Linked DNA regions of Homo sapiens: region 1 is linked to region 2. Evidence: chromatin loops called from intact Hi-C (ENCODE). Cell type or tissue: HepG2. All regions are shown on one strand. Links, peaks and the distances in the headings refer to the core of each region. The heading gives the core; the rest is flanking DNA.

Region 1 (4,394 bases), core at 118-4,117, 83 kb before region 2:
TATTCCAGGCCAGACACCGTGGCTCATACCTGTATTCTAGCACTTTAGGAGGCTGAGACCAGAGGACTGCTTGAGCCCAGCCCAGGAGTTTGAGAGCAGCCTGGACAACATAGGGAGTCCCCATCTCTACAGAAAATAAACCACAAAAAAATTAGCCAGGCATGGTGGCACGCACCTATAGTCCCAGCTACTCTGGAGGCTGAGGTGGGAGATCACCTGAGCCTGGAGAAGTCGAGGCTGCGGTGAGCTGTTATCGTGCCACTGCATTCCAGCCTGGGTGACGGAGCGAGACCCTGTTTCAGAAAAACAAAACAAAACAAACAAATAAATTAATCAGGCATGGTGGTGTGTACCTGTAGTTCCAGCTACTCAGGAGACTGAGGTGGAAGGATTGATTGAGCCCAGGAGTTTGAGGCTGCAGCGAGCCTTGTTCATGCCACTGCACTCCAGCCTGGGCAACAGAGTGAGAGTCAGTCTTAAAAAACAAACAAACAAAAAAGGGCCTGGCACAATGGCTCACGCCTGTAATCCCAACACTTTGGGAGGTCGAGGCCAGCAGATCACGAGGTCAGAAGTTCGAGACAGCCTGGCCAACATGGTAAAACCCTGTCTCTACTAAAAATACAAAAATTAGCCAGACGTGGTGGTTTGCGCCTGTAATCCCAGCTACTCAGAAGGCTGAGGCAGGAGAATTGCTTGAACCCAGGAGGCAGAGGTTGCAATGAGCCGAGATCGCGCAACAGCACTCCAGCCTGGGACAGAGTAAGACTCTGTCTCAAAGAAACAAAAAAATTCTGTCTGGGCGTGGTGGCTCACACCTGTAATCCCAATATTTGGGAGGCCGAGGTGGGTGGGGCATCTGAGGTCAGGAGTTCGAGACCAGCCTGGCCAACATGGTGAAACCCTGTCTCTACTTAACAAAAAAAAAATTAGCAGGCATGGTAGCGGGCGCCTGTAATCCCAGCTACTTGGGAGGCTGAGGCAGGAGAATCACTTGAACCCGGGAGGCGGCGGTTGCAGTAAGCCAAGATCATGCCATTGCACTCCAGCCTGGACGACAAGAGCGAAACTCCGTCTCCAAAAAAAAAAAAAAAAAAAAAAAAAATTTCCAACAAGCTTATTAAAGCAAGAGTGAATTGTCAGAAATGATACTTTCTTCTGTAAGTTTGCTGGTTAAAGACTAAATGGATTAAGAATAAAAGATTTGGCCGGGCATGGTGGCTCACTCCTGTAATCCCAGCACTTTGGGAGGCCGAGGTGGGTGGATCACGAGGTCAGGAGATCGAGACCATCCTGGCTAACACGGTGAAACCCTGTCTCTACTAAAAATACAAAAATTAGCCGGGCTTGGTGGCGGGCCCCTGTAGTCCCAGCTACTCGGGAGGCTGAGGCAGGAGAATCGTTTGAACCTGGGAGGCGGAGCTTGCAGTGAGCCGAGATCGTGCCACTGCACTCCAGCCTGGGTGACAGAGCGAGACTCCGTCTCAAAAAAAATAAATAAATAAAATAGTTTGTGTGACTAGCTTTTTTTACTCCTCAGTCGCTTGAAACTCATGCTAGTCCAAGCATGCAGTCTTTCGGTCAATCTCAGGCACACACATACAGTCGAGAATGTTGGTTCTCTAAGTCCACAGCAGCAGTTCTTAATGGGAACAATGTGCCTTTTCCCCCACCAGGGGACATTTGGCAATGTCTAGAGACATTTTCGGTTGTCACTACTGTCTAGTAGGTAGAGGCCCGGGGTCATGCTTAAGATCCTACAATGCCCAGGATAACCTCCACAACAAAGGAATAGCTGACCCAAAAGGTCAACGGTGCCAGAGATGAGAAACGAGGCTTACAGGTAATATGATTTCAAGGCTATATTAGCACCTAACTAATACCATTAAAAAAAAAAATAGTAAAGTCCTTTCTAAAAAGTATTAAGTCACAATCAAATCCTCTTATCTTCTCCAGGGGAGGCTTCTTAACCTTCCCAACTAAATCAAACTTCAGCATTTCGACCCTTTCCCTCAAAGATTGCACAATTACCGTCTTATATTCACTCATGTGATGATTTGAGTAATTTATCTACTTCTCCGCCTGCAGATTAGAGAAAGATAACATTTTGGAATTCTGTTTATTTCACTGAATGGGCTATCATAAGATTCTCCTGCCGCATTGAAAGAAATCTTTGTAAATGTGTTTTGTTATTTTTTCACTCTGTGGATGAACCTTTAATTCACTTAACCAACCCCTGTTGAGTATTTGAGATCTTTGTCTTTACTTTAGTAACATTTCAGGGAACGTCTTTGCTCATAGACGGCTCTGTCCAAATTTTGGATTTCTTGCCTTAAGGCCTACCATCTTGAGTCTTTCTGAAGTGAATGTTGAAATGAATTTCACAGATTCACAGCCCTTTGAGAGCTTTTTTCAAATACTATCTTACTCCTTTTGTAGGCTCTTGTGCAAGACCAGGGCCTCAGTAACATGAGTGATCAAGCTAAATGGGTCATCTCATAAACATGCTTATCGGGACACTCACATATTGCGTAACTGGACAGCAGAAATGTATAGATTTTCAAAAACAAGTCAAAGGTTCAATTGATTGAACATTTTTTTTTCTGCTAGAAATGCTTTCCTTTTCATTTCCTTTTTACATAAGTCTGATTCACTCTTTACTTAAATATTTCTGTACTGGCGTCCAAAACCCTTCTTAAAAGTTTTCTCTTGCCTTAAAAGAAAATTTTTTTTTGTTATCTACCAGGCACAAATCCAACCCCTTAGTCCCCTAAAAAGTGCCTATTGTAAACTCTATGTTTAAAAACTATTACTGAGAAGGCGCTTCTTCAAATTCGCTGCAAACTTTATTATAACAAAGCTTAAAGAGCTAAAAGCGCGGCACAATGGAAAGTTGACTGTTATAAATATCTATCCGGCTTTGCAATATAAATTATAATTAAAAATAAACTTGTCAGAGAACTCTAGGCAACACACAAAAAGTGAGACGTTTAGAACGAGGCAATTAAGAATGTTAATTGGAACACAGAGAAAAGCAAAGGACAGTCATTGTTAAGATAACTGCTCTATAAACACCTAAATGGATTCTGTGAAGGGGAAGAAAGGATCATCTTTTGACCATGAAAGGGAATATAAAATGTTCTTTTCTTTGTTTTAATGTGTGGAGAGATTTTAAACTTCTTTTCTCGCTCAGACGCTCAAGTAAACAAATGACTTGGCCCTAGTCTGGTGTGGGTAACTAAAGAGAGAAATGGAGGGAAAGAGAGAAAAGCCAACTGGGTAGGCGAGAAGAGAAGAGAGCAAATGCTGAAGAAGAAGAAAAACAAAGGAGGATGATAAATGTAGAGGAATAAAGGGAAAAACCAAAACAGAAGGCATAAACCCCTAGGAAACAGAACAAGAGTTAAACACAGAGAATAAGAAAGGAGTCATCTCCCTTTCTTCACTCTCCAAATGATCTGCAAGTTAATTTCTTAAAGACAGCAGAGTCGACAAGCACAGTCAGACAGACCCAGATGTAGATCTTGCTTCTTGGCAGTTTCCATCTGGGCTGGATAATTTCCTCCAGGTTCTCAACCTCTCTATGCCTTGATTTCTTCCCTAGTCAATGGGGAGGGTAATCGCTGCTTGTGGCTTCGCTGCAAAAATCAGAAATGATTTGTGTGAAGCCCCTGGCATATAATTAGTGTTTAGGAAACATCTATTACCACATGAATTATTTCAGGGTACAGCAGGAATGTTTAAGCTTTCTCATAATATTAAGCAGACGCACAACATACATGATAGTTTTGGAGTCGGAGTTATTTAATTTACATGGTCATTTATTTGATCATTCATTCATTCAAGGAGTAATAATTTTGTCTGCTATGCACAGGGCCTTGAGCTCACCCAGTGCTGGGAATTTAGACATGAAAAACCTTAAGTAGTTCAGCCTAAAATGTCTAAAAGTTTAATGTCAAAATTGTTGGCTTTTGCAAAAATGTTAGCCTGTGGGCCAATGGTGGTCTATGGTACATTGACTCTGCCTAGAATATGGCTAGGATGGGATGGAAACACGAAAGACATGATTTAGAACATATTCTTTTCCAGAATAAGCATTCCGTGACAGAAGGGGCCATATTCATCTCATTCACCGTTGCATAAACAAATTGCATTGCATAAGCAAATATCTTTAATGAACAGCATCTAGGAGCACGTGCTTTGAAGACAAAGCAAGGTAAAAGGACAGAGGCCATCAGTGGATGCTTTTCTTGTAGGGTGATCAGGAAAGGCTTCACTGAAAAGGAGACAAGTGGCCGAGACATGAAGGAGGTGAGGGAGAAAGTCATATAGATCTGTGGGAATTGCATTCCAGACAGAGGCAACAGACAATGCAAAGGCCTTGAGGCAGGAAC
Region 2 (4,394 bases), core at 266-4,265:
CCACGTGCATGTATTATTGTTTTAGTTTTGTGTTATCAGGATATACATATTTAGGATTATGTCACTTGGTGAATTGACTCCATTATCATTTTGAAATGTCCCATTTTTTCCCTGGAAATATTTCTCAAATTGAAATCTATTTTATCTGAAATTAATGCAGCCAATCCACTTTATTAGGCTTTGTGTTTGCATGGAGTATCTTTTTCAATCCCTTACTTCTAATCTACCTGGTCTTTATATTTAAAGTGGGGTTTCAGGCTGGGTGCGATGGCTCATGCCTATAATTCCACAACTTTGGGAAGCTGAAGCAGGCAGATCACGTGAGGTCAGGAGTTCGAGACCAGCCTGGCCAACACGGTGAAACCCCTTCTCTGCTAAAAACACAAAAATTAGCTGGGCATGCTGGCGCACGCCTGTAATCCCAGCTACTTGGAAGGCTGAGGCAGGACAATCACTTGAACCCAAGAGGCAGAGGTTGCAGTGAACTGAGACTGTGCCACTGCACTCCAGCCTAAGTAACACACACCTAAGGTGGTGTGAGACTCCACCTCAAAAAAATAATAAATAAGAAATAAAGCAGAGTTTCTTAGAGACAGCATATGGTTGGGTCTTGCTCTCTTACAAAACCAACAACTTCTGACTTCAATTGGAATATTTAGATCATTTACCCTTATAGGAATTTTTTATATGGTTGAACTTAAATTTACCATCTTGCTCTTTATTTTTTATTGTCCTATTTGTAGTCTATTCTTTTTCCTTCTTTTTGCCTGGCTCCCTTTGGAATGAGTTATTTTTTAGGATTCCATTTTATTTCCATGACTGGTTTATTAGCTATATCTTGTTTTTTTTTTTTTGGTTGCTCTAAGGTATAAAGTATGCATCTTCAGCTTATCACAATGTACCATCAAATGATAACAGTTCACATATAATATAAAAATCTTGTAGCAATATACTTCCCTCTCCCCATGTCTTTTGCACTGTATTTGTCATAGATTTTATTACTACTTATGTTATAAACTCTGAAATATTTGTTTTTTTTTTCTTGCTTTAGAGTCAATTGTCTTTTTTTTTTTTTTTTTTGAGATGGAGTCTCGCTCTGTCTCCCAGGCTGGAGAGCAGTGGCGTGATCTCGGCTCACTGCATCCTCAGCCTCCTGGTTCAAGCGATTCTTCTGCCTCAGCCTCCTGAGTAGCTGGGACTACAGGCATGTGCCACCACGCCCAGCTAATTTTTGTATTTTTAGTAGAGACGGGGTTTCACCATGTTGGCCTGGCTGGTCTTGAACTCCTGACCTCGTGATCCACCTGCCTCAGCCTCACAAAGTGCTGGGATTACAGGCATGAGCCATTGCGCCCAGCCAATTCTCTTCTTCATAAATAAAATTTTAATTTTAGAACAGTTTTAGGTTTACAGAAAAATTGAAAAGATTGTACTAAGAGTTACCATATACCCTAAACACAGTTTTCCCTGTTATTAACATCTTACATTAGCATGGCACATTTGTTTTAATCAGTTAAACTATTAGCCAAACATTATTATTTTATTATTATTATTATTTTTGAGACGGAGTCTTGCTCTGTCACCCAGGCTGGAGTGCAGTGGTGCAATTCTGGCTCACTGCAACCTCCACCTCCAAGGTTCAATTGATTCTCCTGCTTCAGCCTCCTCATTAGCTGGGACTACAGGCGCCCACCACCACACCCGGCTAATTTTGTGTATTTTTAGTAGAGACAAGGTTTCACCATGTTGGCCAGGCTGGTCTCAAACTTCTGACCTCAAGTGATTCACTCGCCTTGGCCTTGCAAAGTACTGGGATTACAGGTGTGAGCCACTGCGCCCAGCCAATTTTTGTATTTTTAGTAGAGATGGGGTTTTACCATGTTGGCCAGGCTGGTCTTGAACTCCTGACCTCAAGTGATTCACCCAGCTTGGCCCCCCAAAGTGCTGGGATTACAGGCATGAGCCACCTCACCCGGCCAATTTTTGTATTTTTAGTAGAGATGGGGTTTTACCATGTTGGCCATGAGTCAGTCTCAAACTCCTGACTTCAGGTGATCCACCCACCTTGGCCTCTCAAAGTGCTGGGATTACAGGTGTGAGCCACTGCGCCCGGCCAGCCATACATTATTGTTAATTCAATTGCATACTGTATTCAGGTTTCCTTGGTTTTTACCTAATGTCCTTTTACTGCGTTAGGATCCTATCTAAACCACCACATTACATTTAGTTCTAATGTCTCTTTAGGTTACACTTAGCTGTCATAGTTTCTTAGACTACCCTTGTTTTGAAAACCTCGACAGTTTTGAGGAGCTTTGGGCAAATATGCTGTAGAATGTCCCTCAATTGAATGGCTTGAACCCGGGAGGCGGAGGTTGCATTGAGCTGAAATCCTGCCATTCACTCCAGCCTGAGCGACAGAGTGAGATTCTGTCTCAAAAAAAAAAAAAAAAAAGAATGTCCCTCAATTTGGATTTATTTGTTGTTAAATGTTTGTGGAAGGAAAACCACAGAGGTAAAGCCATTCTCATCACATTAGATCAAAGGTACATTCTATCAACACGACTTATCATTGTTGATGTTAACTTGGATCTCCTGGCTGAGCTAGTATTTGTTTACTGTAAAGAAAATCTTTAGCTCTGTGTTTATGAGCTCATGTCTACCTTCAGAACCAAAATTGCAGAAACGGAAAAGTAGTTTGCCAAAATCCTCAAGAACCATATACTTCGGATAACGATAAAATTTAGAGTTATTCTGGCACAGGTACCTCTCCAAGTCACCCTCACTCTCCTCACCAGTTCCATACTACCTTGCTCCTCCAGCCAACTTGGTCATCAGAAAGCACTTATTTATTTATTCATTTGTTTAGGGTCTGTGACCTTGCAATGACACATTCTCTATGTCTCTGCATCAGGCTTCTCTTCAACTCCCTGAGCTTCAGATACTTCCTCTTACCTCCTCCGTCCTTCCTGAGTGCTGGGATGATGGGTGTTGGAAAAGGACTTTGAAAGCCGTATATACAGTACTATACAAAAATGAGTCATCGTTATAAATGTAAGCTCTGCTGTCGCCTGCCATCTCTCCGTATCTCCCTTCCTCTCCCCTCCACGCTCTTGCTAGAATGTAGAATATAGAGATCCAATGGTACTTCCTCCCAATATGTGTCTTCAAACTCAGAGCTCTAGTCAGTGGGTCCCAACTTTTTTGGCACCAGGGACTGGTTTTGTGTAAGACAATTTTTCCATGGATGGGATGGGTTGGGGGAAATGGTTTTGGAATGAAACTGTTCCACCTCAGATCATCAGGCATTAAATTCTCATAAGAAGCGTGCAACCTAGATCCCTCCCATCCGCAGTTCAGAATAGGGTTCCCGCTCCTATGAGAATCTAATGCCTAGAGAGATCTGACAGGAGGTGGAGCCCCGGCGGCAACGCTCGCCCACCTGCCACTCCCTTCCTGCCCTGTGGCCTGGTTCCTAACAGGTCATAGCCCAGTACCTGTCCACGGCCTGGGGGTTGGGGGCCCCTGCTCTAGCCCATAAGACTAAGCCCTTTGTATGGTCTAAATATTTCCTCCAAAATTCATGTGTTGAAACTTAATGGCCAGAGTGACAGTATTAAGAGGTGGGGCCTTTGGAGGTAATTAAGTCATGAGATTAGAGCCCTTGTAGAGGGGATTTGGCCCCTTATAAAAGGGCCTGCTGGGTGCAGTGGCTCACACCTATAATCCCAGCACTTTAGAAGGTTTAGGAGGGAGGATCACTTGAGCCTAGAAGTTTGAGACCAGACTGGGTTACATAGTGAGACTCTGTCTCTACAAAACACTTAAAAATTAGCTAGGTGTGGTGGTGCATTCCCACAGTCCCAGCTACTCGGGAGGTTGAGGTGAGAGGATTGCTTGAGCTCCGGAGGTAGAGGCTGCAGTGAGCTGTGATCGCACCACTGCACCTGGCACCAACATTTAATTTTTAAAAAGTATTCATTTAGTATGAATTTTAGACTTAAGAAGAGCTGCAAAAATGGTACAGAGTCCTCTTGTATCCTCACCTTCCTTCTTCTATTGCTAACAGTCTGCATACTTATAGAGTACAATGACCAAGAACAGAAAATTTCAACACTGGTACATTATTATCATTACTACTACTACTACAGACCTCATTTAAATTTCATTGCTGCTCTCCTCAATGTCTCTTTTGTGTTCCATGATCCCTCCCAGGGTCCCACATTGCATGTGACTGTTCTTTGTCTTTAGTGTCTTCCAGCCTGTGCCAGTTTTCTTTCCTTGTGGGGTTTGTTTTTTTTTTTTTTTTTTTTTTTTGAGACAGAGTCTTGCTCTGTCTCCCAGGCTGGAGTACAGTAGCACTATCTAAGCTCACTGCAACCTCTGCCTCCAAGGTT

Evidence for each region. Hi-C counts contacts between places; a loop is a spot of excess contacts. Peaks named below come from ENCODE experiments on the same cell type or tissue, not always from the same donor. Only the 100,000 strongest peaks of a DNase experiment are listed, where the experiment ranks them.
Region 1: a loop joins it to region 2, with 2.1 times the contacts of the local background. A loop is called at or near these places in 1 of 110 quality-filtered maps.

Annotation. Positions count from the first base shown.
Region 1 is chr20:51,808,670-51,813,063 of GRCh38, forward strand. No RefSeq gene overlaps it. Among named protein-coding and RNA genes, the nearest start is that of SALL4, 8.3 kb to the left of the region's middle. RefSeq lists an enhancer at 2,179-3,051. In HepG2, for the core only: a CTCF peak has its summit at 1,644; DNase peaks (open chromatin) are centred at 1,672 and 2,502.
Region 2 is chr20:51,891,386-51,895,779 of GRCh38, forward strand. No RefSeq gene overlaps it. Among named protein-coding and RNA genes, the nearest start is that of LINC01429, 31 kb to the left of the region's middle. RefSeq lists enhancers at 1,332-1,832, 1,833-2,333. In HepG2, for the core only: no CTCF peak of the experiment used is centred there; a DNase peak (open chromatin) is centred at 2,536; H3K27me3 peaks cover 307 bases.